Regions from separate parts of the Homo sapiens genome. Here regions 1, 2, 3, 4, 5 and 6 are each linked to region 7. A link is a loop called in an ENCODE intact Hi-C map of the cell type or tissue named here. Cell type or tissue: endothelial cell of umbilical vein. All regions are shown on one strand. Each heading gives the region's core, and the rest is flanking DNA. Links, peaks and the distances in the headings are about the cores only. Region 1 overlaps KDM1A (lysine demethylase 1A). Region 2 has its middle 13 kb from the start of ASAP3. Region 3 has its middle 16 kb from the start of LUZP1. Region 4 overlaps TCEA3 (transcription elongation factor A3). Region 5 has its middle 12 kb from the start of LINC01355. Region 6 overlaps LUZP1 (leucine zipper protein 1). Region 7 has its middle 4.3 kb from the start of LACTBL1.

Region 1 (4,418 bases), core at 1-4,000, 110 kb after region 7:
CCGGCTTTAGAGTCACACCAGATCCCTGACATTTTAGACAAAATGGCCAAACTCCAGTGAGTATCTCCGGGAAGTTTTCAGAGAACCTCTTGGTACTTTTTCGTGTTCTTTGAAATACTTTAACCCTTTAGGATTCCTTTGAAGGGAAGGATATTGTGAATTTATAAAAGAGAATAAAGGCCAAGCCCTGTGTAGATCTCTGGATTCATAGACAGGAAGGCAACATGGAGGGGCATCCTTCCTGTCTGAAGTCCTTTTGTCCATGTGTGTTTTAAAGCAGGCATTCATCACTTGATCACTGGCTCTCACATGTTGCCCCTCTTTCTCTTCACTTGCATCTCCACCCACCACTGCTTTTCCACCTTTCAAGGATTGATTTGTGCTTGGTGTCTCGTAATGACTTTTGCTCCTGGTTTTTCTTTTAGCCCAAAGAAACTGTGGTGTCTCGTTGGCGTGCTGATCCCTGGGCTCGGGGCTCTTATTCCTATGTTGCTGCAGGATCATCTGGAAATGACTATGATTTAATGGCTCAGCCAATCACTCCTGGCCCCTCGATTCCAGGTGCCCCACAGGTGAGAAGCTGGCAAACTATCTGGGCTTATTTGGGAAGAGGCCAGGATCTCATGATGTCCCTGATTTTTTTTTTTTTTTTCAGATTTTAGTCATTCCATCTTCGGACCCTTTCAGATAACCAAGAGCAGAGTTAAAAGGATGGGCAGCATTTCTGATTTCTCATAATTTGGTTTTGTAAATCTAGGCAGTCTACATTCAGAATGGAGGAGTCCAGAGTATAAGTCAAATAACATTTTTCCTTATTCAGGTTTTCTCCCTAAAAAACAAAACCATTTTTAATTGCACTTCCATTTTGTAATGGCTCATAGGATTGCTGTAAGGTCTCAATTACTAGGGGCTTCCAGGGCATTTCTGAGAAATAACCCTGGGTCCTTGTCTAGACCCTTATGCCAGACCCCACTCCAAAGAGCGGTAAGAATTCCTTAGTGTCATAGCCCAGACCTGCTGAGCTGCGAGGCTTAAGTGTCCCTGATCACCAAATGTCCTGTGCTTCAGGGTAGCGAGGCTCCCTCCCAGAAGGTAGTTATACATGAGGGAAGGACGCTTTACAACTGGGTATCTAAACTGATGAGAACACATGTTAAGCATCACTTTAGGACTGAGCCTAGGTAGAGTTTTATTGTCTCATTTCTACTTGTCAATTCTGGGAAAGTGCCTACTGATAAGGGAGACTCTTCGATAGAATGATGAATAGTAATTGGGGGGGTCAGCCTTTAAAAAGGTCAACAGCAATTTAAGTACTTAGCAATTTAAGTACAAGAATAAAGGTATATGTGCAGCCTGCCAATTTTCTCTTTTTCCCCTAAAATAGCCGATTCCACGACTCTTCTTTGCGGGAGAACATACGATCCGTAACTACCCAGCCACAGTGCATGGTGCTCTGCTGAGTGGGCTGCGAGAAGCGGGAAGAATTGCAGACCAGTTTTTGGGGGCCATGTATACGCTGCCTCGCCAGGCCACACCAGGTGTTCCTGCACAGCAGTCCCCAAGCATGTGAGACAGATGCATTCTAAGGGAAGAGGCCCATGTGCCTGTTTCTGCCATGTAAGGAAGGCTCTTCTAGCAATACTAGATCCCACTGAGAAAATCCACCCTGGCATCTGGGCTCCTGATCAGCTGATGGAGCTCCTGATTTGACAAAGGAGCTTGCCTCCTTTGAATGACCTAGAGCACAGGGAGGAACTTGTCCATTAGTTTGGAATTGTGTTCTTCGTAAAGACTGAGGCAAGCAAGTGCTGTGAAATAACATCATCTTAGTCCCTTGGTGTGTGGGGTTTTTGTTTTTTTTTTATATTTTGAGAATAAAACTTCATATAAAATTGGCCCTCTCTTTTGTTCCTTTGAGTTGGAGTTACATACAAGATGGGGGCATTACTCCTTTGGAAATGCCAAGTTTATCCTATGGCAATAGTAATACATGTTTTCTCCATGTTTAAATAAGGAAGAAGATGTTCATATAAAAGAGAAAAATGGTTTGATCAGGTCAGAAGATAAGGTAGGGGGGCCGGTCCTGTAGAAGCAGTGGACTTCCTGGTCAGTCGGACTAGGCTTCCTCACTTGGGTGGGGGTGGAGTGTGGTGGTGTGCCAAGAACATGGTTATTAGGAAACTTTGGATGCACTTTCAAGATAGAACACAAAAGAGCTGAAACAAAGTCTGAGCCTTTGGGAGACCAGTCTGCCTTTATTCCTGATTCCCTCCATGGGTATGTGCTAAAACTTCCCAATTCTACTAAAGGTGGTGGTGTACATTTTGGGAAGCGCACTACATAGGATCAAGGGCTTAGGTAACAGCTGGTTTAACAGATTGCCACAAACTTAGTGGCTCTTAAAAAAACAGAAATCTATTCGAAAGTTCTGGAAGCTTAAAGTCTAAAATGGGTACACAGGGCTGCATTCATTACAGAGGCTCTCAGAGCAGGGAGGATCAGTTCATTTCCTTGCTCTTTTCAGCTTCTAGGTGTGGGAAGGCTCGTGGCTCCTTCCTCCATCCTCAGAGCACATAACTCCAGTTTCTGCTTCCATCATCACATTGCCTTCTCCTGTAGTCAAATCTTTTGTCTCTCTCTTAAAAGGATACTACCTGTGATTACATTTAAGGCCCACCTGGATCATCTAGGATGTTCTGCCTCATCCCAGCATCCTTATCTGCAAAGTCCCTTTTGCCATATAAGATGATAAAAACATGTTACATGCTGGTTCCTTCCCAGGGGCTCCTGACTGACTGACAGATAGATGATAAACACTGTTACTGCAAATCCAAGTAATGTCCCTTAAATGTGGTTTTATTCTTTCTTACTGTGAGTTAAGGGACATCATTATATATATTGGTGATCTGACTGGAAGATGAAAACGGAGAAGGCTTTTCCCCCCCTAGTCTTAGAATTCGTGGCAGTAATGGAAAGAATCTGCACACCAGGATCAGGGCAGTTAATGTTTCCAGTCCTTGCAGTATCAGTAATTGGTTAGGTAAAATACCCAATTTTAAGTATTACACAATGAAATAAATAAATATACTAGAGCTGCGCCAACGCATAGAAGACAGATGATACACAGGGATGACATTGACAAAACTGGCATCACAGACTCGCACAGAGTATACGGAAACGAGGGAGCTTTATTGGTTACATATTGTACTGCAGAGCCAACAGAGAGCATTCGCGCCAGAGGATACATGCAGACAGGCAGCTCCAATGATACACATGCACCCAAGGAGCCCTGAGCCACTGCTTTGCCCTGGTTTCCAGCGACAGGTTCTGGCCTCCTTGGTCCCATGCTTGGAGCTGCTGCACCTAGACTCTAAGGGGCAGGGGTGAGAGAGACCAGAGCACCTGCCTGAGCAAGTAGGTGTGGACCAACAGGCTGCCCCCAACAAAGGGGCCTATAATGCAATAACAGTTTATTTGAGGGCTACTTTCTTAGCCCTCTCAATCTTTAAAATACAAAAAAATAGACTTTATTCTCTTAAAAATACATTCCATTCAGTATATGTTCTGAGCTGGGAAGCAGCAGGAAAATAGGGCCCCTTTCCTATGATCCTATGGTTGTGAGGCTTTGAGGAGAACCCTGCTCCCCACTCGGGGTATTCAAAAAATAATCCCTAAAAGCAGCTCTTTCCAAAGCAATCTTGTCAGAGAAATAACAAAACCTCATAACAAGGTAGCCAGGGACCCAGCCTCTGGGTCCCCATTCCTTTATTGGGAAGTGGTAGCACTTGGCACTGACCCACTAAATATAAAGAACTAAAACTGCCCCAGGACGACAAGTCCAAGAACACTATAGTGCCCCCTGCATCCCGAACACTCCACTGACGGGGGTTATTTATGTGCAAGCTTGCCTACAGCTGAGGGTGGGGTGGCATCCTTGGCCCCACTGCAGATCCCTTTAACCCACACTGTGACTCTTTCTCATTGCCACCCAAAAGCAAAAAACAGCCACAGCTTCTTTATCCACCTGCAGCTTTCTCTGGTTTAGTATCAGAGTGGCAAAAAAAGCAGCAGCACGTGGAAGAGATCAGCTGCTGGTACTAAGCCAGCTTCACTTCCTCCAACCAAGCAGCTCTATTGCCAGGTCCCCCAACTCACTAGGAACCCTCCAACAACCATACACCTGCCAGTAAAATTTAAGAGCCAAGCTGCGGAAGAAAACTGTCATAAAAGTGGGTTTGTTGACCGGGGGCAGTGGGACTATTTGGCTTGATTAAACAACTATTCAACTACCAGGTCTCCCCTCTACTTGGAGGCTTCCTCCAGGACCCCTGATGATGAGGCCTGGGTCCAAACAGTCACACCTCAGTTGCTTTTCAGAAACATGCCTCCCAACTTTGGGATTTGAGAGCCAGCCTTGC
Region 2 (4,433 bases), core at 149-4,148, 520 kb after region 7:
CCTATAATCCCAGCACTTTGGGAGGCAGAGGACAGCGGTTCACTTGAGGTCAGGAGTTCAAGACCAGCCTGGTGAAACCCCATCTCTACTTAAAAAAAAAAAAAAAATTAGCTGGGCTTGGTGGCGTGTGCCTATAGTCCTGGCTACTCGAGAGGCTGAGGCATGAGAATCGCTTGAACCCAGGAGGTGGAGGTTGCAGTGAGCCAAGATTGTGCCACTGCACTCCAGTCTGGGCAACAGAGCAAGACTCTGTCTCAAAAAAAAAGCTGGCAACATGAGAAGTGGTGGGTATGTCTGGGTCAAAGGAATGAATGAACTTCACACTGGTGAGCATTTTCCTGACAATAACAATCACGTCAGAAGTGACAGCAGATCAACTGTATTGCAAGTTCATGGTTATTTATCCACAAAAGCTTCCCTAGTACCTCCAAGGAACCTGGTGGCTGGTGGCCCTGCCAGGGTTACAGAGCTCAAGGGAAGGTGGTGGTCCTCAAAGGGCTCAGACCATGAGGAAGATTTGTGTAAGTAGAGAAATAATGAGGCCAGGCTCATACCTGTAATCCCAAAACTTTGGGAAGCTGAGGCAGGAGGATGGCTTGAGCCCAGGAGTTTGAGAGCAGCCTGGGCAACTTAGCGAGACCCCATCTCTTAAAAAAAATACAAAAATTAGCCAGGCATGGTGGTGTGCATCTATAGTCCCAGCTACTTGAGAGGCTGAGATAGGAGGATGACCTGGACCCGGGAAGTCGATGCTGCAGTGAGCTGTGATTGTGCCACTGCACTTCAGTCTGGGCAACAGAGGTAGACCCTATCTCAAAAAAAAGAAAAAGAAAAGAAAAAAAAAAGGGGCCAGGAGCAGTAGCTCACGCCTGTAATCCCAGCACTTTGGGAGGCTGAGGCGGACAGATCACAAGGTCAGGAGTTCGAGACCAGCCTGGCCAATATGGTGAAACCCTGTCTCTACTAAAAATACAAAACTTAGCTGGGCGTGTGGCGGGCACCTGTAGTCCCAGCTACTTGGGAGGCTGAGGCAGGAGAATCGCTTGAACCCGGGAGGCAGAGGTTGCAGTGAGCCCAGGTCGTGCCATTGCACTCCAGCCTGGGCGACAGAACGAGTCTCCATCTCAAAAAAAAGAAGAAGAAAAGAAAGAAATAACAGGATCAGGCTTGTCCCAGGGACCTGAAAGTACAGCCTAGTAGTGGTGGTGGGATAGGGGATTGCTGGCCTTAGGGCACGCATTGTCTGGGAAGAGGATTCCCTGTGGCTGGGACACTGCCTACAGGCTTCCCCAAGGGCCTGTTTCCTTAGAATACCAAATACACACACATGCAAATCGTGCTTTCTTTGCTGCTCCTGAAGCCAGGTGTCTTCTCACAGTTTATATTTGAGGGACCACTAGTCAAACTGTTTGTGGGCAAAAGACTGTGTCTTTGTTTCCCCAGAATCTGGCAGTGTACACACACAGAAAATCTTAAAGGTCAGAATGGAGCCCCCATAATGCCAGTTAGGAGGCTGGACCACATGGAAGTCACAAGCATGGCCCTTGGAGCTTAGATGGCCACGTTGCAGTCTGGTTGTATCACCAGGACCGGGACTAGGGTGAGGCAGGTGAAGTGCCTCTCTTGCTCACCCTTACTAGCTGTGTGACCTCACATAAGTAAATTCACCTCTTTGAGCCTCACTGGCAATAATAATGCCTATTCTATAAGGTTTTTGAAAAGATTGCATAGAATAAAACCTGGTCACTAAAGAGATCTCAATAAAAGGTAGCTTTTCCCAATTTCTGCATTTGGCAGAGTGGCCAGCAGAGGGCAGTGGTCCCCATGCTGGGAAAATAACCTGCCTGGGCAGAGGCCTAGCTAGCGCTGACGGGGCAAACAGTTCGAGTGGTCAGGGATCCCTTTAATTGAGGGACTACACGCTCCAGGAAGGGGTGTGTGGCCATAACTGGGTCAACACAACCACTAGCCAACAGATACACTGGGCATCCTGCTGGTCACCCTTTGCTGTGGTCACTTGTTTCAAGCGATTCTCTTGCCTCAGCCTCCTGAGTAGCTGGGACTACAGGCACACGCCGCCACGCCTGGCTAATTTTTTGTATTTTAGTAGAGACGGGGTTTCACCGTGTTGCCCAGGCTGGTGGTGAACTCCTGAGCTCAGGCAATCCTCCCGCCTCAGCCTCCCAAAGTGCTGGGATTGTAGGCGTGAGCCACCACACTTGGCCCTGTTCTACATATTTTAACCATGGAGCCACCTGGCCTTTTCCCAAACAGCTCCTTCTGCCTGCTGTGCAGCCTTCTCCCCTTCTTTCCTTAGGCAAGCATCTCCTTCAGGCCCCATCCCCAACCCTCTCTGAGTCCATCTTTCCATAGATGGAGCCCATCCGAGCTCCCAGAGCATTCTATTCTTCCTTGATGGTGGCATTTATAACACTTTATTAAACGACATATTTATAAGACATGAAGTTTGGCTAGAGGTTAAGAGTAGGGTTTCCTGGGGCTGCATGGCCTGGGCTCTATCACATGTTGTGTGACTTTGTACACATTGCCCAACCTCTCTGAGTCTCAATTTCCTCATTTGTAAACATGGGGCTAATAACAATACCTACTTTATAGGGTTTTGCCAGAAACCATTTAGCCATAACTTTTAATGGCAAAAACCGCAATTACTTTTGCACCAACCTAATAAATGATTTTGTTGTTGTTGTTTGTTTGTTTGTGGTTTTTTTTTTTTGGTTGTTTGAGATGGGGTCTCACTCTGTTGCCCAGGCTGGAGTACAGTGGCATGCTTATGACTCACTGCACCCTAGACCTTCTGGGCTCAGGTGATCCTTCCAGCTCAGCCTCTCAAAGGGCTGGGACTACAGGCCACCACCATGCCTGGCTAATTTTTTGTATTTTTTGTAGAGATGGGGTTTCACTATGTTGTCCAGGCTGGTCTCAAACACATGGGCTTAAGTGATCCATCTGCCTCCCAAAGTGCTGGGATTACAGGTGTGAGCTACCACGCTTGGCCGGAAGCTAAATGATGTTATGCACACGAGGCCCTAATTTGTTGAATAAATGAATGAGCAAGTGAGTGAATCCACTGGGCTGTGAGCTCCTCAAGAATAAGGATTGTTTTCTTTCTTTTTTACATTTTGCAATGTCTGAATCCCAGTGTGGGCATTGCATGTTATCTGGTGCGGTGGTCCTCCTGACCAGTATTCTCAACATCACCTTGGAGCTTGTTAGAGATGCCCTTTTTTTTTTTTTTTTTTTTTTTTTTTTTTTTTCAGATGGAGTTTCACTCTTGTTGCCCAGGCTGGAGTGCAATGACACAATCTCAGCTCACCGCAACCGCCGCCTCCCAGGTTCAAGCAATTCTCTGGCCTCAGCCTCTCAAGTAGCTGGGATTACAGGCATACGCCACCACACCCGGCTAATTTTGTATTTTTAGTAGAGACAGGGTTTCTCCATGTTGGTCAGACTGGTCTCGAACTCCCCACTTCAGGTGAGCTGCCTGCCTTGGCCTCCCAAAGTGCTGGGATTACAGGCATGAGCCACCACGCCCAGCCCAGAAATGTCCATTTTTAGGTCCCACCTGTGACCTACTGAATCAGAAATTCTAGGGATGGAGCCCAGCAAGCTGTACTCTAACAAGCCCTCTGATTCTGATGAGCGCTAAAGTTTGGGATCTACCCAGCCAGCACATAGAGGCTCAAAGGTGTTTGTCTAAATATATGTTCAAATCCATAAGCTTTATGTGGTTTGAATTAGAATTGGCTGTAAGCTCCATAAAATGAGGGGGCATGGTTTCCCTAGCACCAGGTAGAGGCAGGCGCATAGTAGATGCTCAAAAAAGGTTTGTGGGCCGGGCTCAGTGGCTCATGCCTGTAATCCCTCCTGCTTGGGAGGCAGAGGCAAGCAGATCACTTGAGGTCAGGAGTTTGAGACCAACCTGTCCAACATGGCAAAACCCCACCTCTACTAAAAATACAAAAATTAGCCGGGTGTGGTGGTGGGCGCCTGTAGTCCCAGCTACTCAGGAGGCTGAGGCACGAGAATTTCTTGAACCCTGGAGGTGGAGGTTGCAGTGAGCCAAGATCGTGCCACTGCACTCTAGCCTGAGCAACATAGCAAGACTCTGTCTCAAAAAAAAAAAAAAAAAAAAAAGGAAAAGTTTTGTGAAACAAATGAACAAATGAGTGAAGAGCCCTTTTGGTTCTTTTTATGGTTCTCAGTATCTTAGATTTTCCAAAGTTCAGTTTCATTACCTGTTCTCTCTTCCAGGATCTGTGGAAGGATCTACAAGCAAAGTAAACAGCTTAATATACAAAACAAAAAAGTATTGTCACACTGTTGAGCACTTTGAAACTCTCAGTTAGAACCCCCGAAAGGTCTGGTTTTCTATCCCTGCTGCAACTCAGAGCTTGAGGCACCTCAAGAATCCT
Region 3 (4,433 bases), core at 268-4,267, 210 kb after region 7:
TGGGCGAAAGAGTGAGGCTCTGTCTGAAAAAAAAAAAAAGAAAGAAAGAAAGAAAAAAGAAAGCAAGCCAAAGTGACCTGGCCACAACCACACAGCCAAGAGGAGACAGAGCTGGGACCTGAACAAGATGTGTCTGGTGCCATTATGTGTTCCTAACCATTAGATCGCACACTGCCTCTGCCCTCCAACCTGACCCAGAATCTAGCTTCTTTCATTAGCCACCTGTCTCTTCCCAGGCCGTCTGATTATATCGAAGATCTCCCTGGACACACCTGCTGCTGGGACCAACCACTCTTCCTCTCTGGCCCCAGGGCAGCCCCTTACCCTGTGGGAGCTGTCTCCTGGGCAAGCCAGACAAATTTCACTCGAGTGCCCCTTCACCGATGAGAAGCTCTGAGTGGATGAAAAATCAGCTATCAGTGTAATCACCCCATTCCAGCCTGCAGCTCTTCTAGTTGGACTCTGCCTCCAGGCTCCCCCACCTCCATTCCTTGTTTTTGTTTTTGTTTTTTGAGATGAAGTCTCGCTCTATCACCCTGGCTGGAGTGCAGTGGCATGATCTTGGCTCACTGCAAGTTCTGCCTCCCTGATTCAAGCGATTGTCCTGCCTCAGCCTCCTGAGTAGCTGCAATTACAGGTGCATGCCACCACACCTAGGTAATTTTTATATTTTTAGTAGAGATGGGGTTTCGAAATGTTGGCCAGGCTGGTCTCAAACTCCTGACCCCAAGTGATCTGCCCGCCTCAGCCTCCCAAAGTGCTGGGATTACAGGCGTGAGCCACCACGCCCGGCCCATTTCTTCTTTTACACCCAGCTTGAGTGATTGGTTTCAACACTGGTCTAACTGTATCATTCCTTTGCTAAATAATCTTCAATAGCTCCCTGTTGCTCCCAGGATAAAGTTCAAAGTAGATAGCTTGGTCAAGTCCCCAAGGCCCAGCTTATTTCTCCAACCCTCTCTTTCTTCTCAGGCACTCTAGACTCTCAGCACCCCCGAACTCTAGACTCTCAGCACCCCTGAATCATTCACCATTTTCAGCCTCAGACCCTTTGCACATCTGTGTGTCATGAAATGAACAGAAGTATGGATGAGCTTTCACACATATCCTGGGCTGTGAAGCTGTTGGATTCCATCAGCCTTACCTTCTCTGGGTGGCAGCAAAGACTTCCTGCCTTCTTGCAGAAACTTCTCTGCTGGACTGGAGTTGACCATCAACTGTCTGGAAAAGGGACCTGTCAGGAAGAGGGCACCAGCAGTTCCAACTCTGTGTAGAGCCCCAGTAAATGAGGACCTTATCTTGTACCCAAATCTAAGTGTCAGAGGCTACCTCGTGAGCTAGGTGTCAGGGAGTTCCCCCTGCAGCAAAAGGAAGCTAGGTTTCCCACCCGGTCTGTGTGATGCCTGCATCCAGGCTCTTAGCCACTACTCCATACTACCTCCTTGACTGAGGCAGAATTCACCTCTGTATATGTATAATGTATATGTATATATGTATAATGTATACAGTACAATGCTGTCCTAGCCTTGACCTCCCAGGCTTAAGGCATTCTCCCACCTCAGCCTCCTGAATAGCTGGGACTACAGGCATGCACCACCACACCCAGCTAGTTTTTGTGTTTTTTGTAGAGACGGAGTTTCACCGTGTTGCCCAGGCTGGTCTCAAACTCCTGAGCTCAAGAGATCCACCTGCCTCGGCCTCCAAAGGTGCTGCAATTACAGGTACAAGCCACCGCGCCAGGCTGGCTTTGCTATTCCCCGCTCACCATTCCCCCTTGCAAAGGAAAATTGATCGGAAGAGGAAGGAGCCCACCCACCTTTGATTTCTGCACTTTTTCCTGGTGCCTCTGCGCCACCTGGTGGCCATATCTAAAATAAATTAGGATTTCTGAAGAAAGCTTTAAGGAGGTGTAGGGTGGGTCCACTTAACAACAAAATTCTCAACAGCAAACTTTTCATCCCAGTCCACATTTCTCTATAAGGCCCCAGGTCTCACCAGTGCCTGAGGTTATGAGAAAGGCAGAAGTGAATTTTGTCCCACTGAAGAATCTTGGGTCTGTCACTGCCCCTTCTGGGATCAGTTTCCTCATCTGTTAATAAAAAAGGCAGGAGGCCGAGTGCGGTGGCTCACACCTGTAATCCCAGCACTTTGGGAGGCTGAGGCAAGTGGATCACCTGAGGTCAGGAGTTTGAGACCAGCCTGGCCAACATGGTGAAACCCCATCTCTACTAAAAATACAAAAATTAGCCGGGCGTGGTGGCAGCCACCTGTAGTCCCAGCTACCCGGCAGGCTGAGGCAGGAGAATCACTTGAATCTGGGAGGTGGAGGTTTGGTGAGCTGAGATCACACCACTGCACTTCACCCTGGGTGGCAGAGCGAGACTCCCTCTCAAAAAAAGAAAGAGGCAGGAGGGGACTGGGCGCTACCAGCTCTGACATTCTAGGATTCATGTCTAAAGTGACTCTGCCTCCTCCCTTAGCTCAGTGAGCAAAATGTAAGCTCCCGGAGGGCAGGGAAGTTGCTGGCTTGTTCAATCTCTATCCCAAGTGCATGGGCAGTGCTTTGTACATAGGAGATACTTTATTGGGTTTGGGGCTATATTAATAGAAGCACTGTGTGTACAGTGAGGGAGATGATAGTCCTTCTGTCCGTGTCTAGAGAACTGTGTTCCATTTTGGGATCAGAACTTTGACTGGAACATGGAAAAAGTATAACTTATCCATAGGATGATGAACAAGATGATGGCTGGGGGGACCTCAAAATCACATTTTATGGGGAAGAGTTGAAGGAGCCACTCTCTGACTGTGGTATATAAAATACTGAAGGGGTGCAATGTGTCCACTTCAAACATCTGAAGAGAGCACGTGGGCTTTGAGAACTAGGAACCAGGGGCTGCCACTTCTGGGAGACAGATTTTTCTTTCCCCAAAACCAAGGGAAGCTTTCAGTCAGAGCTCAATAAAGAACAAATATGCATTTGATCTCAGTCTGTCCCTAATGTGCTTTTAAGCTTGGCAAGTTCCCTCATGACTTTGAACCTCAGTTTTCTCACATATAAAATGGGCATAATATGGAACATGCAGGAACATGCAGGCCTCCCAAAGTGCTGGGATTACAGGCATGAGCCACCACGCCTGGCCAAGTTCTAAGTTTATCTTCAATTTGACTTTTTTTTTTTATGTTATGAGGGAATCATAGAAAGCATGTTTAAAGTGCCGAGTGGGCCAGGCACAGTGGCTCATGCCTGTAATCCCAGCACTTTGGGAGGCTGAGGTGGGCGGATCACGAGGTCAGGAGTTTGAGACCAGCCTGGCCAGTATGGTGAAACGCCCATCCCTACTAAAAATACAAAAATTAGCTGGGCATGGCGGCAGGTGCCTGTAATCCCAGTTACTCAGGAGGCTGAGGCAGGAGAATCGCTTGAACCCGGGAGGTGGAGGTTGCAGTGAGTTGAGATTGCGCCATTGCCCTCCACCCTGGCAACAAGAGTGGAACTCTGTCTCAAAAATAAATAATAAAAATAAATAAAGTGCCAAGTGCAAGGCCTGGCACCTGACTAGTTTTGGGTTAGTGTAGCTATGGTTAAAAAAATACAGAAAGGGTAGGGAGCGGTGGCTCATGCCTGTAATCCCAGCACTTTGGGAGGCCGAGGCGGTCGGATCACGAGGTCAAGAGATCAAGACCATCCTGGCCAACATGGTGAAACCCCGTCTCTACTAAAAATACAAAAAAAAAAAAATTATCTGGGTGTGGTGGCGCATGCCTGTGGTCCCAGCTATTCAGGAGGCTGAGGCAGAATAATCGCTTGAACCCAGGAGGCGGAGTTTGCAGTGAGCCGGGATCGTGCCACGGCACTGCAGCCTCGCGATAGAGCGAAACTCTGTCTTAAAAAAAAAATAGAGAAAGGTGATGAGCACCCTCTCAAACAACTGGTACAAGTGTTGCCAAGGAGGTGGTAGAGGCTGATGGCTAGCCATGCTGGCTCTCAGGTCATACTGCTAGATGTAATTCTGACTTTGCTATTTATTTATTTTTGTTTTATTTTTTGAGATAGGGTATTGCTCTGTCACCCAGGCTACAGTGCAGTGGCATGAACATGGCTCACTACAGCTTCAACCTCTCAGGTTCAAGGGATTCTCCCACCTCAGCCTCCTGAGTAGCTGGGACTACAGGTGCATGCCACCAAACCTGTCTAGTTTTTGTGTTTTTTTGTAGAGATGGGGTTTCACCATGTTGCCCAGGCTGGTATCAAACTCCTGAGCTCAAGGAATCCGCCCACCTAGGCCTCAGAAAGTACTGGGATTACAGGCTTGAACTATCATGCCCGCTGTCTTTGCTATTTAGTTGCAGCAATACCTTGAGTGAATTACTTAACCATTCTGAGTCTCAGTTTACCCATCTGCAAAATGGGGATAATAGTAGTTCCCACTTCA
Region 4 (4,433 bases), core at 177-4,176, 430 kb after region 7:
ACACTGTCTGTACTAAACATATAAAAATTAGCTGGGTATGGTGGCGCATGCCTGTAATCCCAGCTACTCAAAAGGCTGAGGCACAAGAATCGCTTGAACCCGGGAGGTGGAGGCTGTAGTGAGCTGAGATCATGCCATTGCACATCAGCCTGAGTGACCGAGTGAGACTGTGTTTCCAAAAAAACAAACAAAAACAAAACCAAAAGCTCACCACAGCCTCCCAGCCCCTGCACGTCCTGCCCCTACCCACTTTCTGATGTAATCTCATGCCATGCTCTCCGCATGGTTTACGGAAGGCCTCCACAGCACTGCTTCTTTCTGTTCCTTAAACATACCCATCCCTCCCACTGCCGGGCCTTTGCACAGGCTGGTCTTCCTTCCTGGAATGCTCTTCCTCCTCCAGGTCTCAGCTCGCATGAGGGAGGCCTTCCCTCACCACCTCAGCTGAGGCTGATGGTCCCCGCCCTGTAATTCTCTAGCACATCACCTGATTTCTCGCTTTTACAGCACTTATCCAAGTGTATGATTAGCTTGTTTATGTGTTTATAAACATCGTCTGCCTCCATCTCCAGATTACAGGCTCCAGAGTATTGGGACCCTGTCACGGGTTCACCACTGCATTCCAGCTCCTGTAACAGTGCTCTAGGTGGACACTTGATACATCATTGCTAAATGGATGGATAAATGAATAAATGAATGAATACATGATGAATTGAGGAACTGACCACAGAGAGATGAAAGGCACACCCAGAGGGTCCCCCAGGGCTGAAATGTGGAAAGAGGAAGGTCCTCTTTGGAAGGACAGTGGCCCCACTCTCTGGGCCTAAGAGAGGGATCTCTCTCTCTGGGAGTACGAGAGGGATCTCTCTCAAAGCCAGCCTCTGTCAACTCCCAGGACCCAGGCAACGCCATCTCCTGCAGCTGGGATGGTGTCTCGCTGACCTGTGCGTGCCATTGCACATTCTCAACAGCTATGACTCACCACAGGAAAACTGTCAGGGGAGCCTGCAGCATGCTGCTTTGAAGGAGCCCCAACGAATGACAGTAATAATGGTGGTCGTTTTTGAAACGACTGCACTGAGTTGGTTTACTTATTAAGAACCTAGTCTCTGGAGCCAAACTCCCAGGTTCACAGCCTGAGACCAACACTTTGTAGCTATGTGACCTTGGGTGAGTTCCTTAACCCCTAGGTGCCTCAGTTTTTTTCACACGTAAAATCGGAATAATAATAGTACCCATCTTATGGGGCAGATGAAAGCAACTAAGTGACAAAGTATTAGGCAGTTTACATAGATAACCAGGTTTCATATGAGTATTATTACAAAGTATTATGTATTTATTGAGCATTTACATGGTTTGGGAACAGTGCTGGGTATTTCATTACCTCATTTAATCCTCACAATGACCTTGAAAGGGGTTCATAATTGTCTCCATTTTACAGATCAGTAGACTGAAGCTCAGAGAGCTGAACTGAATTATCCATCCAAGTTACTGCCCCAAGTTATCCATCCAACTAGCAAAGGGTATAGTCAGACCACGAACCTGCCTGTCGCCCTTCCAAATTCTTTTCAACACATCAACTGTGTCTTTAAAAGAGAGGTTTCCAGAGTCCTCCTACCTGAGCAAGACTAGGCTGTTTGGAGCATTTCTTCCCACCTTCCTGGCAGGGCACACCCAGCCCTGGTCCCGCCTCCCCGGTTAGGAGCTGGCTGGCTGGCTGGAATTCGTGTCTGGGCAGCATTTCAGGCAGCCACACTCATTTTGCTTTCAATGCACACGCCTGGGAACTGAGCCAAACTGCAGAGAGGGCATCATCGGCCGGGGTGGGAGGTTGGATTTATCAACAGCTTCCTTCTGCTCCCCGGATGTGCCCGCACCGCACCAGTCCTTAGAAAATCCTCCTGCCCCAGGTCTGAGTAGAGGCATCTGGAGGCCGGGCCCGCTGCTTCTGTGCGCCACCTCGAGGGCATTTCAGTTACTGCATCAGCGAGCATGCTCTGCAAATGGCAAATCATTCTGATAGCCAGGTAAAAGGACAACTGAGAACAGTCAACTTTCTCCCCTGTCAACATGGTATCCTCCGTGGTCTGCTTCCTGGTACTCCAGCTACAGTTCCCAGAGCATCGTGCTCACTCCCACTTCCACACCTTTGGGTGTGCCATTTCTTTCTGCTTGAAATGACTCTCCTGACTCGCCTCCCAAACTCCTCCTATTGACTTTCCATTCTCAGCTCAAATACTTTCTCTTCCACGAAGCCTCCTTTGACTTTTATAGTCATATTGAGACATGCTTCCTATGTTCCCACGGTGTTTTATACCTACCCCTTTCTAAAAACATGCATTTTGGTGTCTGCCTCTGCACTCATGGTTAGCCCTAAGAAGGGAGAGGTGATGAGTTTCAACCTTTGCCTGGCCTTACAGGTCAAAAATGGGTGAGCTACAAATATGTTTTGTCTCCCTATTGTGTCTTAGAAAAATGTGAATATGTTGCTGATACTGAAAACTGGGAGTTTTGGCCAGGCGCGGTGGCTCACACCTGTAATCCCAGCACTTTGGGTGGTTGAGGCAGGAGGATTTCTTGAGCCCAGGAGTTCGAGACCAGCCTGGGCAACAAAGTGAGACTCTGTCTCTACAAAAAAAAAATTTTTTTTAAGTTAGCTGGGTGTGGTGGTGTGCACCTGTGGTCCTAGCTACACGGGAGGCTGGAGCAGGAGGATTGCTTGAGCCCAGGAGGTTGAGGCTGCAGTGAGCCCTGTTTATACCACTGCACTCCAGCCTGGGTGAGATCCTGTCTCAGAAAAGGTGGTGTCGGGGAGTTCCATATGAAAATCTAGGTGTCTGGCTTTTCTTTAAAAAATTGGAAGACATGGCACCCTGGACCTGCATTTCCCCAAAGCAACAATCAGCTGCAGTGGGGTAGTGGCTGCCCCCTTCAGACAGGCACATACTTTCTAGTTTGCCATGATCTCCACTAGTCACCCCGTGTATGCATGTGCTCTTGATCCCCAGAGAATGTTGAATTTGCAAGGAAGTGCTCAATAGATGTGCTTGCCAAATCAATGAATGGATGAAAGAACGGAAGAGAAAAATGAAATAGAGAAGTAAATCATGCAGGAAACAGTCTGGGTAGGAGACAAATTAATGAGATTTGCTGCCTGGCACGGTGGCTCACACCTGTAATACCAGCACTTTGGGGGGCCGAAGAGGGTGGATCACAAGGTCAAGAGATCGAGACCATCCTGGCCAACATGGTAAAACCCCGTCTCTACTAAAAATACAAAAAATTAGGTGGGCATGGTGGCACATGCCTGTAGTCCCAGCTACTTTGGAGGCTGAGGCAGGAGAATCACTTGAATCCGGGAGATGGAAGTTGCACTGAGCCGAGATCGTGCCACTGCACTCCAGCCTGGCAACAGAGCGAGACTTCATCTCAAAAAAAAAAAAAAATTAATGAGACTTCCTTGTGTCCCTTTTGGTTTCCTACCCTCAGTACTGAACCAGCAGGAAATGGCACAGCTTCTGGAAGGACAAACAGATTCTGTTTGACTGACCTTCAGAGAAAGAATGCATTAGGGGAGGGAGCCAGGAGATTTCAAGACCATGAAGACAAAGTCAGGAGAGGAGTCTGGAGGCTCAAATCCTTACATGAATGTCGAGTGTTTTGATTACAGCATCAAACCTAGAATGTCATTAGTGACCAGTGTTTCATCTGGGGATAGGATGACGCTTCATTATCCAGGAAAGTCCTTCACTCTCCGGGGCACTTGGCATCTCTGGTTCCTGCCACGAAATGTCAGGAGTATCCCCCTCCTTCTCACCTTACCCCTACTTTGGCCCAAGTCATAGTGACAACCATAAACGCCTCCACACATTTCTAAATGACCCCTGCTGAGATCCACTGGTCTAGAACCAGGATGACACTGGAACCACCATTTCTAGGCCTGACCCACATCAGACATTGCTAATTGACTACAGAACTTTTTCTACAGCCTCAGACTCCCTCTCCAATCAGCACTCCAGATAGCTTCCATGCATCAGCTGGAGCTGGCTGCCATGTTGGAGGTGTGCAATACAGCCTAGGCCCGTTGAATCTTCATAAAACCTTAAACAACCTAATTTTTGTGTCTCTAATTTTCTTTCCAATGGCAATCTTACTGATACATTAGGCTTAAAATAATTCTGCAGCTCTCACACCTACTCTCCCAGAGGCCAACACCCTTATCATCCCACCAAGGTGCCCCAAAACCCAATGTGGCCCATGGACCCTAATCGTTCTCCTTGATCTGCTGCTTGGCCACTTCCTGGCCTGGCCTGCTCTCCTTGGCCCTGTTTCTCCTGCTCTGACCTCTGACCACTCTCTTGGACCACACTTCACACCCACTCCTTTATCCACAATCTTTCCTTGGTGCCCTCATCCAGGTTCTTCAGATGTCA
Region 5 (4,433 bases), core at 168-4,167, 300 kb after region 7:
TAATAATAACACCAGGGTAAATGGGGTATCCAATATCTCAAGCATTTGTCCTTTCTTTGTATTACAAACAATCCAATTATTATCTTTCAATTATTATTTTTTCTTTCTTTCTTGTTATATCCACCTGAATTTAAATCTTTCAGTTATTTTTAAATGTACAATAAATTATTGTTGGCTGTAGTCACCCTGTTGTGTTGTCAAATACTAGATCTTATTCATTCTAACTACATTTTTATACCCATTTACCATCCCCATTTATCATCCTCCCCATTACCCTTCCCAGCCTCTGGGAGTTCAATTAATTTTTTTTAGCTCCCAGAAATAAATAATAACATGTGAAGTTTGTTTTTCTGTGCCTGGCTTCTATCACTTAACATAATGACCTCCAGTTCCATCCCTGTTGTTGTAAATGACAGGATCTCATTCTTTTTATGGACAAATAGTACTTCATTGTGTGTATGTACCATACTTTATTTATCCATTCATCTGTTGATGGACACTTAGGTTGCTTCTAAATCTTGGCTACTGTGGATAGTGCTAACATGGAAGTATAGCTACCTCTTTGATATATTGATTTCCTTTCTTTTCTTTTCTTTTTCTTTTTCTTTTTTTTTTTTGAGACAGAGTCGCGCTGTGTCTCCAGGCTGGAGTGCAGTGGCTCGATCTCAGCTCACTGCAACCTCCGCCTCCCAGGTTCAACTGATTCTCCTGCCTCAGCCTCCCAAGTAGCTGGGACTACAGGCGTATGCCACCACGCCTGGCTAATTTTTTGTATTTTTAGTAGAGACGGGGTTTCACCGTGTTAGCCAGGATGGTCTCGCTCTCCGGACCTCGTGATCCGCCCCTCTCAGCCTCCCAAAGTGCTGGGATTACAGGCATGAGCCACTGCGCCCAGTCTTGATTTCCTTTCTTTTGGGCATATACCTAGCAGTGAGACTGCTGGATCATATGGTAGCTGTATTTTTAGTTTTTTGAAGAACCTCCAAACTGTTCTTCATAGTGGTCGTACTAATTTATATTTCCACCAAGAGTGCGTGAGGTTTCCCTTTCTCCACATCCTCACCAGCACAAGTTATTCCCTGTCTTTTGGATAAAAGCCATTTTAACTGGGGTGAGATGATATCTCCTAGTAGTTTTGATTTGCATTTCTCTGATGGTCAGTGATGTTGAGCACCTTTTCGTGTATCTGTTGGCCATTTGTACAACTTCTTTTCAGAAATGTCTACTCAGATCTTTTGTCCATTTTTAAATTGGATTATTAGATTTTTTTCCTATTGAGTTGTCTGAGCTTCTTAATATATTCTGGTTATTAATTCCTTGCTATTTTGGACATCTGATCTCCAGAACTATAGGATAATAAATTTGTGTTAAGTCACTGAGTTTGTGATAATTTATGACAGCAGCAATAGGAAATTAATACACCCCTTGTGATAAAAAAAATCTTGAAAAATGATGTTTCTGATCACAAAATAAGGCTGGTCTTATTAGGTCTGACCTGATTATATACATAGGTGCAACAAGAACATTAATTTATCACACAGACCTTAAAAATTTGCTGGAAATGGGCCAGGCACGGTGGCTCACGCCTGTAATCCCAGCATTTTCGGAGGCTGAGGCAGGTGAATCACCTGACGTCAGAAGACCAACCTGGCCAACGTGGCAAAACCCTGTCTCTATATAAATACAAAAATTAGCCAGGCGTGGTGGCAGGTGCCTGTAATCCCAGCTACTTGGGAGGCTGAGGCAGGAGAATTTCTTGGACCTGGGAGGCGGAGGTTGCAGTGAGCCGAGATCGCACCACCACACTCCAGCATGGGCGACACAGTCAGACCCCATCTCAAAAAAAAAAAAAAAAAAAGATGGTGGCCAGACGCTGTGGCTCAAGCCTGTAATCCCAACACTTTGGAAGGCCGAGGCAGGTGTATCACGAGGTCAGGAGTTTGAGACCAGCCTGGCCAATATGGTGAAACCCCATCTCTACTAAAAATACAAAAATTAGCCGGGTGTGGTGGCTCATGCCTGTAATCTCAGCTACTCGGGAGGCTGAGGCAGGAGAAGAGCTTGAACCCAGGAGGCGGAGGTTGCAGCAAGTTGAGATCACACCACTGCACTCCGGCCTGGGCAACAGAGCAAGACTCTGTCTTAAAAAAAAAAAAAAATTGCTGGAAATTTTCAGAAGGAATCTCAGACTGGACTTTACGTTTTGCTGAATTCCTGTTTACTTGAGCAAATATCTAAGATTTGGGCGCCTGCCAAGAAGTGGCCTTCCTTACTCATCTGTAAGCTGTGCCCCAGGACCATTTTTCTGAGAGGGCTTTGAAAGTGCTGGCTCCATGAAAGCCAAATGTGTTTCCTCAGAAAGACTGGTCATACTTGATTAAATAAGCAACATTTTCAAATATGACAAGGCAAGGCCTTGGTTGCAAAGCCAATTTTTCCAATTATAGTCTGGTGAAAAGGACATTTATAACAAACCTATGCAAATAACTATACTGCCATTCAGCAAAGACCCAGTAAGAGTTTCTGGAAGAGGAGGAGGAGATGGGCCTATGAGAATGAGATATTTTTATTTTTACTTACATATTCATTTTTTAGACACAGAGTGTTGATTCTGTCATCCAGGCTGGAGTGCAGTGGCGTAATCATAGCTCACTATAACCTCGAACTGGGCTCAGGCAATCCTCCTGCCTCAGCCTCCCGAGTAGCTAGGACTACAGGCACATACCATTACATCCATCTAATTTTCAAAAAATTTTTGTAGAGACGAAGTTTTGCTATGTTGCCGGGTGGTCTCAAACTCCTGGACTCAAGCAACCCTCCTGCTTCAGCCTCCCAAAGTGCTGGGATTACAGGCTTGAGCCACCGCGCCCAGCCTGGAATGAAATATTTTAAAATGGTATCTTAGGCTGACATTTTGATTTTATGATTAGCCATCATTTCTCCCACTACCTTCATGCATTGCCCCGCCCTCAGCTCCAGGGCTGAAACAACTCAGCAGCTCAAGCAGCATTTTTCCTTCTTTTTTCTAATAAGGATACGCCTATCCTCATTCCTTACACTGAAATTCACTGCTGAGTGGCTGTGCTATTTTTCTTGTTATTTTAACACATTTCAGTATATAGGGTGTTTTTGTTATTGAAAATTGCCCAAAGTGATTTTCCTACTAGTTATTTCTACCTTCCAGTAACCTAAATTCTACCTTTTCAATTTGGACCCATTACCTCTTTGAAAACCCAACTTGGAGACTATATGGTTCATGTAAACTTGTTTTTGAGGCAAAGGGATGACCAGAAATCTAGGACAATTGGCATCAAAATAATTAACAATAGCAATGGATTACAAACCACAGAATAAAATACAAGTCCATGAGTCCATACTGACATAAGTGAATGGGGAGAAGGGAAAGCTCTTCCTTACAGTAGATTGACAGCTAATAAATACAAAAGGAATGATGTTAAAACCAGTAGGTGCAAGTTTAATGAGGAACATAGTCTCAAAGAATATCCTCACTAATTGGCCGGGTGTGGTGACTCACGCCTGGAATCCCAGCACTTTGGAAGGCCGAGTCGGACAGATCACTTGAGGCCAAGAGTTCGAGACCAGCCTGGGCAGCATAGCAAAACCCCATCTCTACTGAGGCGGCAGGATTGCTTGAACCTTCGAGGCAGAGGTTGCAGTGAGCTGAGATGGGGCCTCTGCACTCCAGCCTGGAGGACAGAGCCAGACTCCATCTCAAAACAAAGAAACAAACAAAAACACAAAGAAAGGCTGAAAGATGATTTCAGATTAAAGGAGACTAAGAGCAGTGTATGATCCTGACTTCGATGCAAGATTGGGAAAAAATTGCTATAAATGACATTACTGGGACAGTGGATGAAATTTGAAAATGGGCAATGAGCTGGATGTGGTGGCTCACACCTGTAATCCCAACACTTTCAGAGGCTAAGGTGGGCAGATCGCTTGAGGCCAGGAGATCAAAACCAGCCTGGGCAACAAAGTGAGATGGCATCTCTACATAAAATTAAAAATTTGCTGGGCGTGGAGGCGCGTGCCTGAGGTCCCAGCTACTTGGGGGGCTGAGGTGGGAGGATCGTTTGAGCCCAAGAGGTGGAGGCTGCAGTGATCTATGATCACCCCACTGCACTCCAGCCTGGGCAATAGAGCAAGACCAGGAAAGAAAATGGGCTATGGGAGGTTGTGCCATTGCACTCCAGCTTGGGCAACAAGAGTGAAACTGTCTCAAAAAAAAACAAAAAACAAAAAGGTGGGGGGGCTATGGATTAGATAATTCTATTGTATCAATGTTCGATTTTCTGATATTGACAACTGTAAGATAACGTCCTCACTTTTAAAAGACACACTTGAAATATTTATGGGTACAGGTACACAATGTTTCCAATTTACTCAGAAGTTTTAGGAACACACAAGCACAT
Region 6 (4,433 bases), core at 221-4,220, 120 kb after region 7:
CTACTAAAAATACAAAAATTAGCCAGGTGTGGTGGTGCACACCTATAATCCCAGCTACTTGGGAGGCTGGGGCACGATAATTGCCTGAACCCACGGGACGGAGGCTGCAGTGAGCTGAGATCGCGCCACTGCACTCCAGCCTGGTCGACAGAGCAAGACACCATCTCCAAAAAGAACAGAAATTATTTCCTCACAGTTCTGGAGCCTGGGAATATAAGATCAAGGCACCAGCAGGTTTAGTGTCTGCTGAAGGCCCAGTCTCTGCTTCCAAGATGACACCTAGAATGCTGTTTCCTCACAGGGAAGAAGGAATGGAACAAAAAGGGTTGAACTTGCTCCCTCAGGCCCTTTTTTAAAGGTGCTGATCCCTAATACTATCTCCTTAAAGGTCCTACCTCTTAATGCTGTTGCACTGGGGGTTACGTTTCAACACGAATTTTGGAGGAAGCAAAAACATCCCAAACACAAAAACAATCTATAATAACAACTGAACCACTTCTCAGCAGAAACTTTTAAGTAGGTGGCAAGTAGAATGGACTACAGGGGATAAGGTTGGGAGCAGGAAGACCAAATAGGAGGCTATTGCAGTAATCCAGGCAAAACATAGTTATGGCCTAGACCAGGATGGTGGCAGTACATGCGTTCCAAGAGCACGTGACCAAGACAGTTGAGAAATGGTCAGAATTCTGGCCGTATGAAGGCACGACCAAAAGATCTGCTCTTAGACTACATGTGAAGCATGAGGCAAAGAAAGGAATTAAGAAGCCGAGTGCAATGACTCATATCTATAATCCCAGCACTTTGAGAAGCTGAGGTGGAGTTCAACACCAGCCTGGGCACAACACAGTAAGATCCCGTCTCTATAAAAAAAGGTAAAATAAAATAAAATTAGAAGGTACAGTGGCATACACCTGTAGTCCCAGCTACTTGGTAGGCTGAGGCAAGAAGACAGCTTGAGCCCAGGAGTTTAAGGTTCCAGTGAGCTATGACTGTGCCACTGTACTCCAGCCAGGGTGACAGAGCAAGACCCTATCTCTAAATAAATAAGCAGATAGACAGATAGATAGATAGGAATTAAGGTAGACTCTAAGGTGGCTGGGCTGAATTTGTAGAGGGACAGCATTACCATCAATTCAAATGGAGATGACCGCAGATGGAGCAGTCTGAGAAGGAAGATGAGGAGTCTCATTTGGGACATGTGTATGAGATGTATATTAGATGTATAAGGGCCCACTTGAAATTCCTGGTAATGATTTAAAGTGAAACCAATCCACAAAGTTCTTTTTCTCCAGTCTTGTTCAGCTGGCTGAACAGACAAAAGAATAGAGAAACCAGAATTGGACTGAACCAGATCGAAGCACTGCAGAACAAAGCAAAAGAAGGACAGGAGAGCAGAGGATGTGTGTGAGGGACTTTAAATTCACTCAGTACAGAAGGAGGTGAAGAATAGTGAAAATATAATAGAAACTAATGAAGTGAAGGTCCCAAGGGGACTTGAAGGCTTGTTGGAGTAAGGGTACCAGGTACCAGAGGAAACTAAGCCTGAAATATAGAAGAAAGAAATCAGAGAGGGACTTCAAGGAATTGAAATCATGGAGGGACTGTAGTTATTGATAATGTCAAAAACGAAGGTATAATCATAGGAATCCTGTGGGGGAGTAGGGAGAAGTAGAGAACAAGATCATTAGAAGAGAGAAATAATTGAGAGGTAAAGGTGTTGCAAGGGTCACCAGCATGTAAGCGCCATAAATTAACAGGAATAATGCTGGAAAGAGTGACGTTAAGACAGAATCTGAAGTTGTTGAGAAGTTAGGGGCAGTGACTCAGGGCGTCGACAGACGGCAGCAACGATAGAGTATTAGGTGATGTCGTCCAATAAGATCACATTTAAAAATCAAGGACAAGAGTGAAGAAACAGTCTGAGACATAAGAGAAAAACAGCCACCACTGGAGAGGGAAGAAATGACTCCAACAATGATCCTATGAGAAAGCTCAGGGCAAAAGAAAAACAACTGAAATTGGGCCTGGAGGAGACGCCAAATGCCAATTCTCTCCAAGCCTGATTCTTCTAATGGCTGCACTATAAGCCTAGAACCACCAGATGGAGCCCAAGCTCAGCTCCTCAAAAACACCAACGCTTGAAGGTGTTGAAAAAACCAAGCCTTCCGCTTCCATTCAGATTCTGCCCACCCCGAATACTGCTCCCTGTCCATCACTCTGCTTCTCTGGGTACATCTTTCTCTGTCCTCTCATCTTTGCCTCTTTTGGTCCCCCTTCTCCTTTCCCCAGCCTACCTGCTTCCTCATTCTCAAAAACGGAGAGGGAAAAAACCTCCTATAGTTTATGTTTTTAAAAAGAAAGCTTTTCCCTTTTAAAAACTCTTGCATTTGGCCTTCTGCCCAGTGGTACAATTAAAATCTTGTCAATGTATACACAGGGTTGGTTTGGGAGGACTTAATTAAGTTTAGACCACACACCAATTTTAAATGAGTGTATGATACAAAGGGTCTGTGTTGCCATCGTAGTCATTGGAAGACAAATGATATATGATTCATCTATAAAGTGCTTTAAAACAGCATATCCTCATAAATATGCTTAAACCATTAAATTGTGTATTTTAAAGAGATAAACTTCATGATAAATAAAGCATATCTCAATAAAGCTGTTAAAGAAAACCCAGCTTATCCTCAAACTGTAGCATTCTCTCAGCACATCTTATTTGTACTAGCTTATACTATAGTTTTCACAATCTCTTTTTCAAAAGAAGGAAACGTTAAACCTTAGTATAGCCCCATCTATAAATTATCATAATTCTGAATTCAGAGAGTCTGGGAATTATACCACCGTTTTATTTATTTGGCTTTTAGTGCCAATTTTATATGTTTTATCAAGACTCTGGATGATATGAATCAACTAGTACAGGCAATGAAAAAGCTAAACCCAGTAAATATGTAGCAAATACTTACTGGAAACATACAGAGAAAGCAGGTATTACACACCACTGCTTAAAACTCTCTAAAGGTCCTGGCTACTATTAGGATAAAGTCCAAATTCCCCATGATGGCACCCAAAGCCCTTCATGATGTGGCCCCGCCAGCCTCTTCATCTACATCCTCGCCCTCCCTCTTCCCTCTGGTCCCTCACTAGTTTGATTCCTTCTCATTTCTTCAGATCCCACTTTAGACAATACATCCTTCTGGAAAATTCTGGAGTGCCTTCTTCAAACCCCAGGCCAGATCTGGGCCTCTCTTTTTTGCTTTCACAGTCTGCTACATATTTCCCATCACAGAACCTATCACACTCTATTGCAGCTTTATTTACTCAATTCTTCTCTCCAACTTGTGTCACCACTATATTCTCAGTACCCAGCAGGGAGCCTAGCACACAGGGAATGCTGAAAATTCGATGAATTTGACTGATGAGTGAGCCTCCTAATTATCAAATAGCTTGTCGGCCCTTTGGCAATGACCATTAACAGAAAATAATAAGAATGTCCATGACCTAATCATGGATTACAAAGGAGAAAACAGATGGCAAGAGTGAACAGACAGCACAGAATCTCAGGCCCTGTGGTAATGCTCTGAATGATCTCATCCCTAGCCCTGTGCCACTTGCACAATGTCTCAACCACAATTCTCTCCCCCTGACCTGCTGGGAAGCCCTTTCTTGCAGGTCTATGCCACACAAACAGGACATAGACATCAAAAAACCACAACACTCACAGGATGTTCAGCTCTAGTTATCGGACCAAATGTTGGAGAAGTAGTAGAAAACATTTCTGGATCTTCCTCCACTCCTCAGAATGAGATTTCAGAGCCAGAAGGTAGCTAAAGATCATTTAGTCAACTGGTTTTCAAACTAGACTCAGCAAATCCCCTTGGGGTCATTTAGGGGAAAGACAACAGGGGAGATATTTTGAGCAGGCTGAACTCCAGGCTCCTTTCACTTACTCAACCAAAGCAACTGATTTTTAGCTTCTTACAATATTGGGCTTCTCCTATATGACTTTATTAAAGAATTCTACATAGCTTTTATTTAAAATAAAATCACTTACTTCATTCAAACCCCTTATTTTAGAAACAAGGAAACGGACTCAGAAGTAAATACTGTGCTTTTTCCAGCAGTTTAGCAAAAGTCAAGGACTTCAGTCTCCTGACTCTATGTTCAGGATTCTTCCCATTATGCAAAATCACCTCCTTATAAACTCTTAAGCATTTTTACAAAATGAGGAGTTCTAAGCACTACTCTATAAACAAACTAACAATGACAAAAGAGTATAAAGGAACAAATAAGTACAACCACAAATAGGGCAGTACTATACTACAGGCAATACTAAGTACCTTATATACATGATTTCTGCAGGTATCAGGAATCTCAGATCATTTACTTTACATGTTCCTACGTTACTCCACGGAGGTTTTCCCTCAATGTCC
Region 7 (4,433 bases), core at 175-4,174:
GGAGAATCACTTGAACCTGGGAAGCGGAGGTTGCAGCGAGCTGAGATCATGCCAGTGCTGTCCAGCCTGGGCAACAGAGCAAGACTGTCTCAAAAACAAGACAAAACAAAAAAAAAGCTGCACCCCAACCACCTTGGGCACATAATCTCAGGACCTCCTGAGGGCTGTGTCATGGGCCATGGTCACTCATATTTACCTAATATTTCTCTTCAAGTATTTTATAGAGTTTGACTCTTTTTGTCGACATAGGTGTGAGCCACCACTCCCAGCCATGACCTGGCTTTTATGTCAAACTTCTACCTGGCCCCTATGGCAGATATCAGATCTCTCTCTGTGAACATTCTAGAAGATTTTCTATTGATTTTAGTTGATACAAAAGATAAAACATATATTCCTTCTCAACATTAGATGAGGTTGCACATTGGGGTTACTTGGAGAGCTCTTAAAAACCACTGGTGTCTGGGTCCCACTGCAGAGATCCCCAGAGGCGCAGCTTGGATGCCGCAGCCTTTGAAGACTCCTTGGTGATTCGACTGTGTGGCCAAGGTTGAGAATCAGTGCCCCAGATCAGTGTGTGTCCCACTTACTTGTGGGTAGGAGCATCCTAGCGATTGTGTTACATGGTAGGTTCTGAGCCAGTGAGTCGGGGTGGTATCTGAGAGCCTACATTTCTAACAAGCTCCTAGGTGATGCTGAGGCTGGTGTAAAGACCACACTTTGAGGAGCGAGGCTCCTCTGCAACTCACGGATCACACCAGCCTCCACCTCATTATTTCAACGGAGCCTTGAATTGCTATCTCCTTCTACTAATGCTCAGGATTGGGGATGGATGGAGGCAAGCCTTCTAGATCTTCTTCTGTAGCCCCCATAGCCAAAAATCTGAGTGATTTTGTCCAAACTTCACATTGTATGGCTGGCAAAAGAGGCTCACAGAGGGGAAATGACTCACCAAGGTCACATAGCAAGTTTACTGACAACAATTGATCTGGGACCCAGGTCTTTTTCATTGCACTTGGCTGTTTGGTTAATCTTCTCTGTGGCTCAGAACTGGCAGCCCGCTTCTTGGACACAGACTGCCTGTTGACAATGTACCACATACGGTCTTTAGAGCCCCCTGTGCTATGTCCTCTGGTCTCCACAATCCCAGGAGGCAGCTTCTATTCTGTCTCCATTTTACATCCGAGGAAACTGATGCTCCGGAAAGGGAGGTCCCCAAGAAATGGCAGAACTGGGTTTGGACCCAGGAGTCCTGTCGTTCCCCAGACACTGACAAGACTCCTCGGTTGCTGTGAGGATTAAATGGAATGTGCTCATGAAGCAAGCAGCCCAGAGAGAGCCTGGCACCTACTAAGGGCTCCATGAAGTTCGGCTTCCTACAATGACTCGGGTTTTTTTGTTTGTTTGTTTGTTTGTTTGTTTTTGAGACAAGGTCTCACTAACACTACCTAACACTAATCAGTCTATGGGCAAAGACTGTGTCTTATTCAGGTCTATGTCCCCAGACCTAGCACTCCTGGGTTCTGCAGTCCTTGCCCCCAGGACACCACCCCCTCCCTGAGAACCACTCCCTTGCTCCTAGCCCAGTTCTGAAGGCAGCCATTTTTCACTGCAGAGACCAGCCCTGCCCCTCCCGAATTTAACTAGACGGGAACCCACAGCGTGTCATACAGCACAGTGGCCCCAGGATGGCAGTAGATGCCCATGTGTAAGATCTCTGGCCCAGCCTGAGCCTCCTTTAAAGGGTAATTTACTTGCATGTGTCTCTTCCTCCAGGCCCTTGTCCAGGGGCTTTCCATCCATGAACCAAGATATTCCCCACAATATCCCCATAGGGAGGAATTATTCACCATCATTTACACACGAAAGATCATGTTCATCCTTTGCCCTTCATGGCCGCTTCCTACTCTTTGGGGAAAAACCAAAAACCTTACATGCGTAGTTTAAACCTATCCAGTAGATGTCCCTATGGGTCAGGCTGCAAGAGTTCAAATTCCAGCTTCCCCACTTATTACCGGTGTGACTTTGGTTGGATTTCTTGGCTTCTCTTGGACCTCAATGTGCTCATCCATAAAATGGGGTAATGAAGTAGAACCCACCTCCTTGCAGGGAGGAGTGAGGATTGCATGAAATAATACACCTAAAATGTACAATCCAGTAGCTGGCACGCAGCAAGTGCTCAGCAAATGTTAGTCACTCTTATTACCATGAGTCTCATTGGCCTCTCCTCCTGGGAGAAACTAATTGTCCTCACCCTCTGCATCAGGACCTTTAAGAAAGAAGAATGTGGGCCGGGCATGATGGCTCATGCCTATAATCCCAGCACTTTGGGAGGCCAAGGCAGGCGGATCACTGGAGGTCAGGAGTTTGAGACCAGCCTGGCCAATATGGCGAAACCCCATCTCTACTAAAAATACAAAAATTAGCCAGGCGTGGTGGTGGGCACCTGTAGTCCCAGCTACTTGGGAGGCTAAGGCTGGAAAATCGCGAACCCAGAAGGCAGAGGTTGCAGTGAACCGAGATCACGTCATTGCCCTCCAGGCTGGGTGACAGCAAGACTCTGTTGAAAGAAAGAAAGAGAGAAAGAGAGAGAAAAAAAAAAAAAGGAAGGAAGGAAGGAAGGAAAGAAGGAAGGAAGCAAGGAAGGAAGGAAGGAAGGAAGAAGAATGTGGGCCAGGCACAGTGGCTCAAGCCTGTAATCCCAGCACTTTGGGAGCCAGAGGTGGGCAGATCTCTTGAGGTCAGGAGTTCGAGACCAGCCTGGCCAACATGGCAAAACCCCATCTCTACTAAAAATACAAAAATTAGCCTGGCATGGTGGCGGGTGCCTGTAGTCCCAGCTACTTGGGAGGCTGAGGCACAAGAATCCCTTGAACTCGAGAGGCAGAAGTTGCAGCAAGCCGAGATCACACCACTTCACTCCATCCTGGGTGACAGAGCAAGAGAAATAAAGAGAGAAAGAGGGAAGGAGAGAAAGAAAAGAAAGAAAGAAGGAAAGAAGGAAGGAAGGAAGGAAAGAAAAAGAGAAAGAAAGATGAAAGAAAGAAAGAAAGAAAGAAAGAAAGAAAGAAAGAAAGAAAGAAAGAAAGGAAGGAAGAAAGAAAAAGAAAGAGAAAGGAAGGAAGAAAGAGGTTGAAAAGATATCAAATCAAAGGCAAATTAAACTTTAAAAAGGGCCAGATGTGGTAGCTCATGCCTGTAATCCCAGCACTTTGGGAGGCCGAGGTGGGTGGGATCATGAGGTCAGGAGATGGAGACCATCCTGGCTAACACAGTGAAACCTCATCTCTACTAAAAATATAAAAAATTAGCCAGGTGTAGTGGCATGCGCCTGTAGTCCCAGCTACTCAGGAGGCTGAGGCAGGAGAATCTCTTGAACCCAGGAGGCAGAGGTTGCAGCGAGCCAAGATTGCGCCACTGCACTCCAGCCTGGGCAACAGAGACATACTCCATCTCAAAAAAAAAAAAAAAACTTTACAAAGGAAAATGTTCCTCCTAAAGGATATATGAAGATACTTAGCATTTTCAGCAGTCAGGCTTTGATTGATTCATTGATTCATCCATTCACTCACTTACCCACTGAGTCATGCAACAGACATTTACTGAACATCTGCCATTCCCTGGGTCTTACACTTGGGTGTGGGGCAAAGCAGATATAGTAACAGATATTCATTGTCAGTGCATTTTTATTGAGCACCTACTCAGCGCTAGGCACTGTTCTTGGTGCTTCAGATATATCAGTGAACAACACAAAGGTCCCTGACCTGGTAGAGCCCATCTTCTAGCAGGGGCAACAGGATAAATAAGTTAAATGCTGCATTACAAAGTGATACATGACCAGGCACAGTGGCTCACGCCTGTAATCTCAATACTTTGAGAGGCTGAAGCAGGTGGATCACTTGAGGCCATGAGCTCCAGACCAGCCTAGGCAACACAGGGGAGACTCTGTCTCTATACAACATTTTTTTAAAAAAACAAAATTGGCCGGGTGCAGTGGCTTACGCCTGTAATCCCAGCACTTTAGGAGGCCAAGGCAGGCAGATCGTGAGGTCAGGAGATCAAGACCATCCTGGCTAACACGGTGAAACCCCATCTCTACTAAAAAAAAAATACAAAAAAATTAGCTGGGCATGGTGGCGGGCGCCTGTAGTCCCAGCTACTCGGGAGGCTGAGGCAGGAGAATGGCGTGAACCCGGGAGGCAGAGCTTGCAGTGAGCCGAGATCACACCGCTGCACTCCAGCCTGGGTGACAGAGCGAGACTCTGTCTCAAAAAACAAAAACAAAAAAAACAAAACAAACAAAAAAAAGAAACAACAAAATTAGCCAGGCGTGGTGGCGCATGCCTGTAGTCCCAGCTACTCAAGGAAGCTAATGAGTGAGGATCACTTGAGCCTAGGAGGTCAAGGCTTCAGTGAACCATGAGCACGCCACTGCA

Evidence for each region. Hi-C counts contacts between places; a loop is a spot of excess contacts. Peaks named below come from ENCODE experiments on the same cell type or tissue, not always from the same donor. Only the 100,000 strongest peaks of a DNase experiment are listed, where the experiment ranks them.
Region 1: a loop joins it to region 7, with 4 times the contacts of the local background. A loop is called at or near these places in 36 of 110 quality-filtered maps.
Region 2: a loop joins it to region 7, with 12 times the contacts of the local background. A loop is called at or near these places in 2 of 110 quality-filtered maps.
Region 3: a loop joins it to region 7, with 22 times the contacts of the local background. A loop is called at or near these places in 81 of 110 quality-filtered maps.
Region 4: it touches region 7 in a loop (16-fold over the local background); 14 of 110 quality-filtered maps call a loop at or near these places.
Region 5: a loop joins it to region 7, with 4 times the contacts of the local background. A loop is called at or near these places in 31 of 110 quality-filtered maps.
Region 6: it touches region 7 in a loop (12-fold over the local background); 36 of 110 quality-filtered maps call a loop at or near these places.

What each region holds. Positions count from the first base shown.
Region 1 is chr1:23,081,795-23,086,212 of GRCh38, forward strand. It overlaps KDM1A (lysine demethylase 1A), which reads left to right. Exons shown (of 21, transcript NM_001009999.3): 20 at 426-572; 21 at 1,385-1,895. The coding sequence ends at 1,570. LUZP1 (leucine zipper protein 1) reads right to left here. Exons shown (of 4, transcript NM_001395462.2): 4 at 2,236-4,418. Among named protein-coding and RNA genes, the nearest start is that of MIR3115, 40 kb to the left of the region's middle. In endothelial cell of umbilical vein, for the core only: no CTCF peak of the experiment used is centred there; a DNase peak (open chromatin) is centred at 2,130.
Region 2 is chr1:23,495,434-23,499,866 of GRCh38, forward strand. No RefSeq gene overlaps it. Among named protein-coding and RNA genes, the nearest start is that of ASAP3, 13 kb to the left of the region's middle. In endothelial cell of umbilical vein, for the core only: a CTCF peak has its summit at 1,799 (motif pointing right); a DNase peak (open chromatin) is centred at 1,838.
Region 3 is chr1:23,183,005-23,187,437 of GRCh38, forward strand. No RefSeq gene overlaps it. Among named protein-coding and RNA genes, the nearest start is that of LUZP1, 16 kb to the left of the region's middle. In endothelial cell of umbilical vein, for the core only: a CTCF peak has its summit at 1,835 (motif pointing left); a DNase peak (open chromatin) is centred at 1,827; H3K4me3 peaks cover 255 bases.
Region 4 is chr1:23,402,164-23,406,596 of GRCh38, forward strand. All of the region lies in intron 5 of TCEA3 (transcription elongation factor A3), which reads right to left. Among named protein-coding and RNA genes, the nearest start is that of TCEA3, 20 kb to the right of the region's middle. RefSeq lists an enhancer at 1,867-1,916. In endothelial cell of umbilical vein, for the core only: a CTCF peak has its summit at 1,970 (motif pointing left); DNase peaks (open chromatin) are centred at 988 and 1,928; H3K27ac peaks cover 1,388 bases.
Region 5 is chr1:23,271,341-23,275,773 of GRCh38, forward strand. No RefSeq gene overlaps it. Among named protein-coding and RNA genes, the nearest start is that of LINC01355, 12 kb to the right of the region's middle. In endothelial cell of umbilical vein, for the core only: no CTCF peak of the experiment used is centred there; a DNase peak (open chromatin) is centred at 2,321.
Region 6 is chr1:23,096,806-23,101,238 of GRCh38, forward strand. The region is part of intron 2 of LUZP1 (leucine zipper protein 1); the gene reads right to left. Among named protein-coding and RNA genes, the nearest start is that of MIR3115, 55 kb to the left of the region's middle. In endothelial cell of umbilical vein, for the core only: a CTCF peak has its summit at 2,089 (motif pointing right); DNase peaks (open chromatin) are centred at 2,106 and 3,606; H3K27ac peaks cover 2,466 bases.
Region 7 is chr1:22,974,920-22,979,352 of GRCh38, forward strand. No RefSeq gene overlaps it. Among named protein-coding and RNA genes, the nearest start is that of LACTBL1, 4.3 kb to the left of the region's middle. In endothelial cell of umbilical vein, for the core only: a CTCF peak has its summit at 1,688 (motif pointing right); DNase peaks (open chromatin) are centred at 982 and 1,722; H3K27ac peaks cover 461 bases.